3 separate regions of the Homo sapiens genome follow, and all the other regions are linked to region 3. Evidence: chromatin contacts called from ENCODE Hi-C data. All regions are on one chromosome and are shown on one strand. Each heading gives the region's core, a stretch centred on a gene start or an enhancer-like site at or near the end of the contact. The rest is flanking DNA. Distances are from core to core; before and after follow the strand shown. Region 1 holds the start of PCDHB15 (protocadherin beta 15). Region 2 holds the start of PCDHGA7 (protocadherin gamma subfamily A, 7). Region 3 holds the start of PCDHA12 (protocadherin alpha 12).

Evidence for each region. Hi-C counts contacts between places; a loop is a spot of excess contacts on that map. Pooled maps may share reads with other maps.
Region 1: a pooled map shows a loop between it and region 3 (2.6-fold over the local background). The contact joins the promoter of PCDHB15 here to the promoter of PCDHA12 in region 3. A Hi-C loop is called at or near these places in 4 of 50 pooled maps.
Region 2: a map with no recorded cell type shows a loop between it and region 3 (1.9-fold over the local background). The contact joins the promoter of PCDHGA7 here to the promoter of PCDHA12 in region 3. A Hi-C loop is called at or near these places in 2 of 37 single-sample maps with no recorded cell type.

What each region holds. Positions count from the first base shown.
Region 1 is chr5:141,243,398-141,246,957 of GRCh38, forward strand. PCDHB15 (protocadherin beta 15) reads left to right here and starts at 1,998. Exons shown (of 1, transcript NM_018935.4): 1 at 1,998-3,560. The coding sequence starts at 2,182. It also overlaps PCDHB@ and the pseudogene PCDHB19P.
Region 2 is chr5:141,381,261-141,385,428 of GRCh38, forward strand. It overlaps PCDHGA7 (protocadherin gamma subfamily A, 7), which reads left to right and starts at 1,482. Exons shown (of 4, transcript NM_018920.4): 1 at 1,482-4,063. The coding sequence starts at 1,640. All of the region lies in intron 1 of PCDHGA1 (protocadherin gamma subfamily A, 1), which reads left to right. The region is part of intron 1 of PCDHGA2 (protocadherin gamma subfamily A, 2); the gene reads left to right. All of the region lies in intron 1 of PCDHGA3 (protocadherin gamma subfamily A, 3), which reads left to right. It also overlaps PCDHGB1, PCDHGA4, PCDHGB2, PCDHGA5, PCDHGB3 and PCDHGA6, and 1 more gene.
Region 3 is chr5:140,873,988-140,877,622 of GRCh38, forward strand. PCDHA12 (protocadherin alpha 12) reads left to right here and starts at 1,321. Exons shown (of 4, transcript NM_018903.4): 1 at 1,321-3,635. The coding sequence starts at 1,486. All of the region lies in intron 1 of PCDHA1 (protocadherin alpha 1), which reads left to right. All of the region lies in intron 1 of PCDHA2 (protocadherin alpha 2), which reads left to right. The region is part of intron 1 of PCDHA3 (protocadherin alpha 3); the gene reads left to right. It also overlaps PCDHA4, PCDHA5, PCDHA6, PCDHA7, PCDHA8 and PCDHA9, and 4 more genes.

The DNA.
Region 1 (3,560 bases), core at 748-3,247, 370 kb after region 3:
CAACATAGTCTCTTTGTTAGGAACATAAGCAGAAAGTGGTGTCATATTTGGCTAAACACTTGCAAAGAAATACAGAACATCAATCTATTGAGAGACAAGAAAAAATAAGGTACCAAAAGAATGACCTTGTCATAGATTTTCCTGTTTTAGATTTTCCAGTCCCTCCCAAGTCTTTTTCCCTTAGGTTGCTGGAGACAAATTTGTGCTCTTTAATAAATTTCCCTCTAATTAAGAGATCTAAGTGAGGTTTTTGTTGTCAAAAGCATGTTTAGATATTCCTGCATTGTTGGTAAGTTAGACCTTTCTTCCTATTGGGTTTTTATTGTGGCTTTTCATATTAGTATGACAACATTTGGGATCAAGGAGGTTGTAAAATATTAGTAGTCTATAAGGGACATGCACTAGCTTTTGTCAGAATATACAATTTTGAGAAAAACTGAAGGATCTTTCCAATGGTACAGTCTTTGAAGTGTTTAATAGAAATTCTTAGAACATTTTATTATATAAGAGTTTTGAATATCGTAAGTGTCATAATAACATTACTGTAAAAAAAAAACCTTGACAATGAAAAATGTGTGTCTAAAAGAGACATAATCCTTATCTTTAGGGTCATCATAATCTTGTTATGTTCTTTCTTTCTGTCATATAATATATCCCTTGCTTATGGGTAGCTAAGTTGTTTTGCCACTTAATGAAATGACATTTTAGGTCATTCTGAGTTATTTCACATTACTATTTAAAGGGCATAGGAAATAGCTACCTTATGAACATGTTGTCTTTGTTTATCCATCTTATATAATGAACTTGAATCCCAGAAGAAGAGGGAATTTCTACAGTAGGAGGAGAACCTATCTGTCAGAATGTTTAAATTAATTGTGATTTATTAATGGATCCATTTAACAAATATTTATTGAGCACGTACCATGTGCCAGGGATTATTTTAGATATTGGGGATGCAGCAGTGAACAAAATGAAGTTCTAACATGTGAGGTTGAAACAGAAAGGAAACAACTAAATAAGTACATCTATACTACGTCAGATAATAAATACGAGAGAGACAAGGCAGGGCTGGGTACAGCAGCTCATGCCTATAACCCCAGCACTTTGGGAGGCTGAGGCAGGAGGATTGCTTGAGCTCGGAAATTTGAGACCAGCCCGGGCAACATAGCAAGACCTCATCTTTACAAATAATTAAAACATTAGCCAGGCATGGTGATGCGCAACTGTGGTCCCAGCTACAGTTGCTGAGGTGGGGGGATTGCTTGAGCCTGGGTAGTCAAGGCTGCAATGAGCAGTGATTGTGCCACTGCACTCCCTCCTGGACAACAGAGCAAGACCCCATCTCAAAAAAAAAAAAAGGAAAAATGAAAAGAAAAAAAAGAAAAAGCAAAGTAAGAGATATAGGAAGTGCCTTCATATGTATTTTTCCACAGTTTAAAATTTTCATAAAATCATAACTCTCTGACTTTATGTAGAAAGGATACCACACTGGAATTAACGTGTAGCTTTTTCTTGATGTAATCCAACCAATGGGAGCACAATTCTGGTACATAGGCTGTCTAGAATTTGAAAGAAATTAAAGAATTCATTTTGTTTTGCTGATAAATTTTTAAGAAATCACGTGGCTTTATGTTATTATTATTACAAGATGACTGATCACTATTATGTCTTCTTTCACTTCTCAATTTCCCTCAGAACACTACACCCAGACTACAGGCTCTGGAGGGTGGGGACCATGTCTGGGTTGTTTACTGATGTATTTCATAATTTGGCACATAGAGACCAATAATACTCCTTTAAATGAAGAAATTAATAATTACCATTGCGTGATATTGTGATTACATCATTTCCTCCCAATTTCCAAACTCCTAATAGAATAGAGAATAGATCAATTGTAGCAATTCGTTTCGAAGCAAAGACAACGCATGGTGGCGCTGCAGGCTAAGGCTTCAAAAAAAGGAAAAGGAAAAAGCCCATGAAATGCTACTAGCTACTTCAGACCTCTTTCAGCCTAAGAGGAAAGCCTGTTAGCAGAGCACGGACCAGTGTCTCCGGAGAATGCTATTCTCCTACATTTCCGAACAGGTTATCAACGCACAGATCGATCACTGCCTCTGTCCCATCGCTCCCTGAAGTAGCTCTGACTCCGGTTCCTTGAAAGGGGCGTGTACAGAAGTAAAGATGGAGCCTGCAGGGGAGCGCTTTCCCGAACAAAGGCAAGTCCTGATTCTCCTTCTTTTACTGGAAGTGACTCTGGCAGGCTGGGAACCCCGTCGCTATTCTGTGATGGAGGAAACAGAGAGAGGTTCTTTTGTAGCCAACCTGGCCAATGACCTAGGGCTGGGAGTGGGGGAGCTAGCCGAGCGGGGAGCCCGGGTAGTTTCTGAGGATAACGAACAAGGCTTGCAGCTTGATCTGCAGACCGGGCAGTTGATATTAAATGAGAAGCTGGACCGGGAGAAGCTGTGTGGCCCTACTGAGCCCTGTATAATGCATTTCCAAGTGTTACTGAAAAAACCTTTGGAAGTATTTCGAGCTGAACTACTAGTGACAGACATAAACGATCATTCTCCTGAGTTTCCTGAAAGAGAAATGACCCTGAAAATCCCAGAAACTAGCTCCCTTGGGACTGTGTTTCCTCTGAAAAAAGCTCGGGACTTGGACGTGGGCAGCAATAATGTTCAAAACTACAATATTTCTCCCAATTCTCATTTCCATGTTTCCACTCGCACCCGAGGGGATGGCAGGAAATACCCAGAGCTGGTGCTGGACACAGAACTGGATCGCGAGGAGCAGGCCGAGCTCAGATTAACCTTGACAGCGGTGGACGGTGGCTCTCCACCCCGATCTGGCACCGTCCAGATCCTCATCTTGGTCTTGGACGCCAATGACAATGCCCCGGAGTTTGTGCAGGCGCTCTACGAGGTGCAGGTCCCAGAGAACAGCCCAGTAGGCTCCCTAGTTGTCAAGGTCTCTGCTAGGGATTTAGACACTGGGACAAATGGAGAGATATCATACTCCCTTTATTACAGCTCTCAGGAGATAGACAAACCTTTTGAGCTAAGCAGCCTTTCAGGAGAAATTCGACTAATTAAAAAACTAGATTTTGAGACAATGTCTTCGTATGATCTAGATATAGAGGCATCTGATGGCGGGGGACTTTCTGGAAAATGCTCTGTCTCTGTTAAGGTGCTGGATGTTAACGATAACTTCCCGGAACTAAGTATTTCATCACTTACCAGCCCTATTCCCGAGAATTCTCCAGAGACAGAAGTGGCCCTGTTTAGGATTAGAGACCGAGACTCTGGGGAAAATGGAAAAATGATTTGCTCAATTCAGGATGATGTTCCTTTTAAGCTAAAACCTTCTGTTGAGAATTTCTACAGGCTGGTAACAGAAGGGGCGCTGGACAGAGAGACCAGAGCCGAGTACAACATCACCATCACCATCACAGACTTGGGGACTCCAAGGCTGAAAACCGAGCAGAGCATAACCGTGCTGGTGTCGGACGTCAATGACAACGCCCCCGCCTTCACCCAAACCTCCTACACCCTGTTCGT
Region 2 (4,168 bases), core at 232-2,731, 510 kb after region 3:
CCAAGACTGTTTCTTGCCAGGTCTTTATTCCAGAGCAGGTCATTCTCTTTTATTCTGCAACTATGTGAAAGGAGCTTTCTTTTCTTTCTGCTAGCAGAGGGTAGCCTCGGATCCATCAATAATTTAGTTTTACTCTATCAACATCAGTGGAGAGACGAGTACCTCTAAGGATCCTGTCAGGACAGTCCTGCATTTTGCTCAAATGCTGTCTAGAGATCCCTGTTTTCTCAATTACACTAGAATAGAGTAGGATGAAGATTTGAATTGCATACTAGGATGAAGACTTGAATTGAATTGCATAATGAAAAGAATCAGCCAATCCATTATCCAGTTTCTTATGAATTCACAGCCCAGTAGGATCTCTGCAGATTTCTGCCTTCTGTAGAAAATGGGTTGCTTCTATAGCTGATTGCTGCAGCCAAGACAAACAACGATTTCTTTCTTTTTTTCTCACAAGACTGGGAGTGAGAATATTTGGATTCCGACATTGTTCTACTACTATATAATCAATAATCAGGAACAAGGCAAGGCAATTCCCTCTTTCTTTCTTTCTTTCTTTCTTCTTCTTTTTTTTTTTTTTTTTTTTTTGGCAGAGTTTTGCTCTTGTTGTCCAGGCTGGAGTGCAATGGTGTGATCTCGGCTCACCACAACCTCCACCTCCCGGGTTCAAGCGATTTTCCTGCCTCAGCCTCCTGAGTAGCTGGGATTACAGGCGCGCGCCACCACGCCCGGATAATTTTGTATTTTTAGTAGAGACGGGGTTTCTCCATGTTGGTCAGGCTGGTCTCAAGCTCCCGACCTCAGGTGATCCGCCCGCCTCGGCCTCACAAAGTGTGGGATTACAGGCGTGAGCAACAGCACCTGGCCCCCCCTCTCATTTTTTAAACGGTTAAAATGAAGGTGTTAGACCGTCTCTAAGGTTCTATACAATCAAAAATTTATTAAAATAGGTCTATATATTTTACAACAATTTTGACTTTCTGAATCTTGCATCATGGTGTCTAGAACATATGTGTTCAATTAATACTGAATTAATTAAAATTTATATACACTGATGTAAATATTTTCTAAGTAAAATCTTTCATATGTATTTAAATAAAATTTACCTTTTTGCCTTCAATAACTGATTTTCCCATGTGCAATAACGTGTGAGTCAGTGCCCAAAAGAGTCACTTGAAAGTTGCAAGGCAAAGCAGTTTTTTAAAAATTATCTAAGATTATCAAACACCGGTCCATGAACACTGTTGCATTAATTCAGTGTCTTAAAATGGATTTTTAATTATCAGGGATATCTAGAGCAAAGAAATCTAACAGGGAAATTTTGAAAGATGAAACAATTTTCTATGAAATCAGTGTATTGTGTGCATCAATGTGGTGCAGTAACTTAGTAAGGACTCACAGCGCCGCTGTTCACCAACCAGGGAAAAATGGTGCGAGAGATCCCACAGAAACCACCGAGTTTTACAGCACAGAGAAACGACAGATTGCGATAAGCCCTCTTCCAGGCTGCACTAAACTCAAGCCTCTATCCTGCTGGATTCTGAGCTCCCCTTCCTAAGACAGAGGGGTCCACCCGGATACACCCGCATTCTGAAGCACTTCCCGAGATCGGCGCCTAAGCAAGAGAAGCAGGACGACTATGGCGGCTCAGCCGAGGGGCGGGGACTACAGAGGATTCTTCCTGCTCTCCATCCTCCTGGGGACCCCCTGGGAAGCCTGGGCAGGACGTATTCTCTACTCCGTGTCGGAGGAGACGGACAAAGGGTCCTTTGTGGGAGACATCGCCAAGGACCTGGGGCTGGAGCCCCGGGAGCTGGCGGAGCGCGGAGTCCGCATCATCTCCAGAGGTAGGACGCAGCTTTTCGCCCTGAACCAGCGCAGCGGCAGCTTGGTCACTGCGGGCAGGATAGACCGGGAAGAGATCTGCGCTCAGAGTGCGCGGTGTCTGGTAAACTTTAACATCCTGATGGAAGATAAAATGAATCTTTACCCTATAGACGTGGAAATAATAGATATTAATGACAACGTTCCAAGATTCTTGACGGAAGAAATAAATGTAAAAATAATGGAGAATACAGCTCCTGGGGTTCGGTTTCCGTTAAGCGAGGCTGGGGATCCAGATGTGGGCACGAACTCCCTCCAGAGTTACCAGCTCAGCCCCAATCGCCACTTCTCCCTGGCTGTGCAAAGTGGAGACGATGAAACTAAGTACCCGGAACTGGTGCTGGAGCGGGTGCTGGACCGGGAGGAAGAGCGGGTTCACCACCTGGTCCTCACAGCCTCTGATGGCGGCGACCCGCCCCGATCCAGCACCGCCCACATCCAGGTGACAGTGGTGGATGTGAATGACCACACGCCTGTCTTCTCTCTGCCTCAGTACCAAGTAACTGTCCCCGAGAATGTGCCAGTGGGTACAAGACTGCTCACGGTACATGCTATCGACCTGGACGAGGGAGTCAATGGGGAAGTGACATATTCTTTTCGGAAAATAACTCCTAAACTTCCAAAGATGTTTCATCTGAACTCGCTTACAGGAGAAATATCAACTTTAGAAGGATTAGATTATGAAGAAACTGCCTTCTATGAAATGGAGGTTCAGGCTCAAGATGGTCCTGGTAGTCTGACAAAGGCAAAAGTACTGATCACAGTTTTAGATGTAAATGATAATGCTCCAGAAGTGACTATGACGTCTTTAAGTAGCTCAATCCCTGAAGACACACCTCTTGGGACAGTCATTGCTCTTTTCTACCTACAAGACAGAGATTCTGGAAAGAATGGTGAGGTGACCTGCACCATTCCAGAAAACCTACCTTTTAAATTAGAAAAATCAATAGATAATTATTATAGATTGGTCACAACCAAAAACTTGGACCGGGAAACACTCTCTTTGTATAACATCACACTGAAAGCCACAGATGGTGGAACTCCTCCCTTGTCCAGGGAAACTCACATATTCATGCAGGTGGCAGACACCAACGATAACCCACCCACCTTCCCCCACTCATCCTACTCAGTCTACATCGCTGAGAACAACCCCAGAGGGGCCTCCATTTTCTTAGTGACTGCACAGGACCACGACAGTGAGGATAATGCCCAGATCACTTATTCCTTGGCCGAAGACACCATCCAGGGGGCTCCAGTGTCCTCCTATGTCTCCATAAACTCTGACACTGGAGTCCTGTACGCGCTGCAATCCTTTGATTATGAGCAGTTGAGAGAACTACAACTAAGAGTGACTGCACATGACAGCGGGGACCCGCCTCTCAGCAGCAACATGTCACTGAGCCTGTTCGTGCTGGACCAGAATGACAACCCGCCCGAGATCCTGTACCCGGCCCTCCCCACAGATGGTTCTACTGGCATGGAGCTGGCACCCCGCTCCGCAGAGCCCGGCTACCTGGTGACCAAGGTGGTGGCGGTGGACAAAGATTCAGGCCAGAACGCCTGGCTGTCATACCTCCTGCTTAAGGCCAGCGAGCCAGGACTCTTTGCGGTTGGGCTGTACACGGGCGAGGTGCGCACGGCTCGGGCCCTGCTGGACAGAGATGCCCTCAAGCAGAGCCTCGTGGTGGCCGTCCAGGACCACGGTCAGCCTCCTCTGTCAGCCACCGTCACACTCACCGTGGCTGTGGCTGACAGCATCCCCGAAGTCTTGGCCGACCTGGGCAGCCTTGAGCCCTCCGACGGTCCTTACAACTATGACCTCACGTTGTACCTGGTGGTGGCGGTGGCCACAGTCTCCTGCGTCTTCCTAGCCTTCGTCCTCGTACTGCTGGCGCTCAGGCTGCGGCGCTGGCACAAGTCACGCCTGCTGCAGGCTTCAGAAGGTGGCTTGGCGAACGTGCCCACCTCGCACTTTGTGGGCATGGACGGGGTGCAGGCTTTCCTGCAGACCTATTCCCATGAGGTCTCCCTCACCGCGGACTCTCGGAAGAGTCACCTGATCTTCCCCCAGCCCAACTATGTAGACATGCTCATCAGCCAGGAGAGCTGTGAGAAAAATGATTCTTTGCTAACATCCGTAGATTTTCAGGAATGTAAAGAAAACCTGCCAAGTATTCAGGTGAGCCCAGCCCTTCCTTTATTTCCATGAGGAATTTATTTGCATGATATTTCTCTATTATTTTGCAAAACAAATGTTTTGAAAATAGGGATTTAAAAAACTTTA
Region 3 (3,635 bases), core at 71-2,570:
ATGTATGGTACATTGACCACTTTTGAAAATGAAAAATAGGAAAGAAACTTGGTGATGATATTAGACAATTTAAATAATTAGCCTGATGACATCAAAATTCAAATATGTTTTTAATTACTTAACGTTTTATAGTTTATTTAAGTTATCTTATACTTGTAGAGCCATTCTTGGTTACTCTTTCCTGGTGTTGTAAAGGTGTCATATTTCAGTTGCCTTTATTATTATATGCAGTAGGAATGAATGGCAACAAATTATTGGTTTAAAGATTTTGACTTGAGTATTAATAGACTTACAAAATCTATGTGTACTTGTTCACAATGAGTTGTAGGATCTTATCTGTTTTTTTCTCTTAAAGCTGATCTTGAATTAATGAATAAACTCATGAAAGGTCTTTTGATGCCCCCTTGCATAACAGTCACCATTCTGATTTTCTGAAGAGAAGCATGTCCTAACTACTAAATGACCTGTAGGGGAAGATTTAGAGAAAAAGCAAAAGGTTGATATCAAGTTCACATTCTCTTGACTTTAGTCAATGAGATTAGGCTCCAAAACCCTTTAAGAGATCTTTCGCATTTTAGTGCTCCATTGTTGCTTTGGGATAGTGTGAAATTTGGAGGCTTCAACTAAACATTTTACATTAAAGTGCTTTACTTTTGCTAGAGTAAAACTTTCCAGAATCTATTCCTGAGATTTGTTTTAACATGTTATGGAAATGAGAGCAGTTATGTGAAAAGTTATCACATTCAAGCATCAAGGAACCAAACAATAACGCTCTCCATATTTATGATGAATTCTAACTTTCATCAGATTTATGAATAAGACAATTTATATAAATGAAATATTGTTTGGTATTAGACATATTTTAGTTTCTTATCCTTTGTTAAATACAAATTCCTAACTTTCTCTAAAATCTTACGATGGAGTGCTTGTGAAGGTTAAAAGTTATTGAAACAGCGGAATTGTAAGCTATATAAGGGGAGGGGTGCTGTATATTATTCTGTATATCATTTTCCATGATAAAGTGTAGGTTCTGGCCTACTGTATTTGAAAGATTTCTACTTTGAAGCAGAAAACATTTTTAAGCTACAGCGTAATAAAATTGTTGATGTTTTGTTACTAATATCATGTATATTAACTAAACCCGCATTTATAAATGATCCGTGAAAAATAACCCAAAGTCGAAACATTAGAATTAAGAGTGACCCAGGAAGTGGCTAAACCGAAAAGAACCTCAGGATCTTTCTTGTACTTACATAATCAGTCACATGATGTCGCTCTACACTCAGAAGGTGAAACAGGAAAATTTTTTTCTCCGCACCCACATTCCAATCATTCACGGAATAGGATCGACTCCATAATGACTGTGATGCTGGAAAAAATTTACTAAATATGTACTTACAGAAAAGGGTGACTGCTCATAAAATACCTCAGGCAAGCGATCCCTTAAAACTGATTGTCCCAACTCAGAGGCCCTCATTTTCTGCAATGGTGATTATCGGACCAAGAGGCCCGGGATCCCAGCGTCTGCTGCTCTCGCTTCTGCTCCTTGCAGCCTGGGAGGTGGGGAGCGGCCAGCTCCACTACTCCGTCTACGAGGAGGCCAAACACGGCACCTTCGTGGGCCGCATCGCTCAGGACCTGGGGCTGGAGCTGGCGGAGCTGGTGCCGCGCCTGTTCCGGGTGGCGTCCAAAAGACACGGGGACCTTCTGGAGGTAAATCTGCAGAATGGCATTTTGTTTGTGAATTCTCGGATCGACCGCGAGAAGCTGTGCGGGCGGAGCGCGGAGTGCAGTATCCACCTGGAGGTGATCGTGGACAGGCCGCTGCAGGTTTTCCATGTGGACGTGGAGGTGAAGGACATTAACGACAACCCGCCGGTGTTCAGAGAAAGGGAACAAAAGGTACCTGTTTCTGAATCTGCGCCTCTGGACTCTCATTTTCCTCTAGAGGGCGCTTCTGATGCGGATATCGGCGTAAACTCTCTTTTGACCTATGCGTTAAGTCTAAATGAGAATTTTGAGCTTAAAATAAAAACAAAAAAAGATAAAAGTATATTGCCTGAATTAGTTCTTCGGAAGTTATTGGACAGAGAGCAAACGCCAAAACTCAATTTATTGCTGATGGTAATCGATGGCGGTAAACCAGAACTAACAGGGTCTGTCCAGATTCAAATAACCGTCCTGGATGTGAATGACAATGGTCCGGCGTTTGATAAGCCCAGCTATAAAGTAGTGTTGTCTGAAAATGTCCAAAACGACACAAGAGTGATCCAACTAAATGCTTCCGATCCAGACGAAGGACTTAATGGAGAAATTTCCTATGGGATCAAAATGATTTTGCCAGTGAGTGAGAAATGTATGTTTTCAATAAATCCAGACACAGGTGAAATTAGAATTTATGGTGAACTGGATTTTGAAGAGAATAATGCCTATGAAATTCAGGTTAACGCCATTGATAAAGGGATTCCTTCCATGGCAGGTCACAGCATGGTCCTGGTGGAAGTTCTGGACGTGAATGACAATGTCCCTGAAGTAATGGTTACTTCACTGTCGCTCCCTGTGCAAGAGGATGCTCAGGTGGGTACCGTCATTGCCCTGATTAGCGTGTCGGATCGTGACTCTGGAGCCAATGGACAGGTCATCTGCTCACTGACACCTCATGTTCCCTTCAAGCTGGTGTCCACCTACAAGAATTACTACTCGTTGGTGCTGGACAGCGCCCTGGACCGCGAGAGCGTGTCGGCCTATGAGCTGGTGGTGACTGCGCGGGATGGGGGCTCGCCTTCGCTGTGGGCCACGGCTAGAGTGTCCGTGGAGGTGGCCGACGTGAACGACAATGCGCCTGCGTTCGCGCAGCCCGAGTACACAGTGTTCGTGAAGGAGAACAACCCGCCGGGCTGCCACATCTTCACGGTGTCGGCATGGGACGCGGACGCGCAGAAGAACGCGCTGGTGTCCTACTCGCTGGTGGAGCGGCGGGTGGGCGAGCACGCACTGTCGAGCTACGTGTCGGTGCACGCGGAGAGCGGCAAGGTGTACGCGCTGCAGCCGCTAGACCACGAGGAGCTGGAGCTGCTGCAGTTCCAGGTGAGCGCGCGCGACGCCGGCGTGCCGCCTCTGGGCAGCAACGTGACGCTGCAGGTGTTCGTGCTGGACGAGAACGACAACGCGCCGGCACTGCTGGCGACTCCGGCTGGCAGCGCAGGAGGCGCAGTTAGCGAGTTGGTACCGCGGTCGGTGGGTGCGGGCCACGTGGTGGCGAAAGTGCGCGCGGTGGACGCTGACTCCGGCTATAACGCTTGGCTGTCCTACGAGTTGCAACCGGCGGCGGTCGGCGCGCACATCCCGTTCCACGTGGGGCTGTACACTGGCGAGATCAGCACGACACGCATCCTGGATGAGGCGGACGCTCCGCGCCACCGCCTGCTGGTGCTGGTGAAGGACCACGGTGAGCCCGCGCTGACGTCCACGGCCACGGTGCTGGTGTCGCTGGTGGAGAACGGCCAGGCCCCAAAGACGTCGTCGCGGGCCTCAGTGGGCGCTGTGGATCCCGAAGCGGCTCTGGTGGATATTAACGTGTACCTCATCATCGCCATCTGTGCGGTGTCCAGCCTGCTGGTGCTCACGCTGCTGCT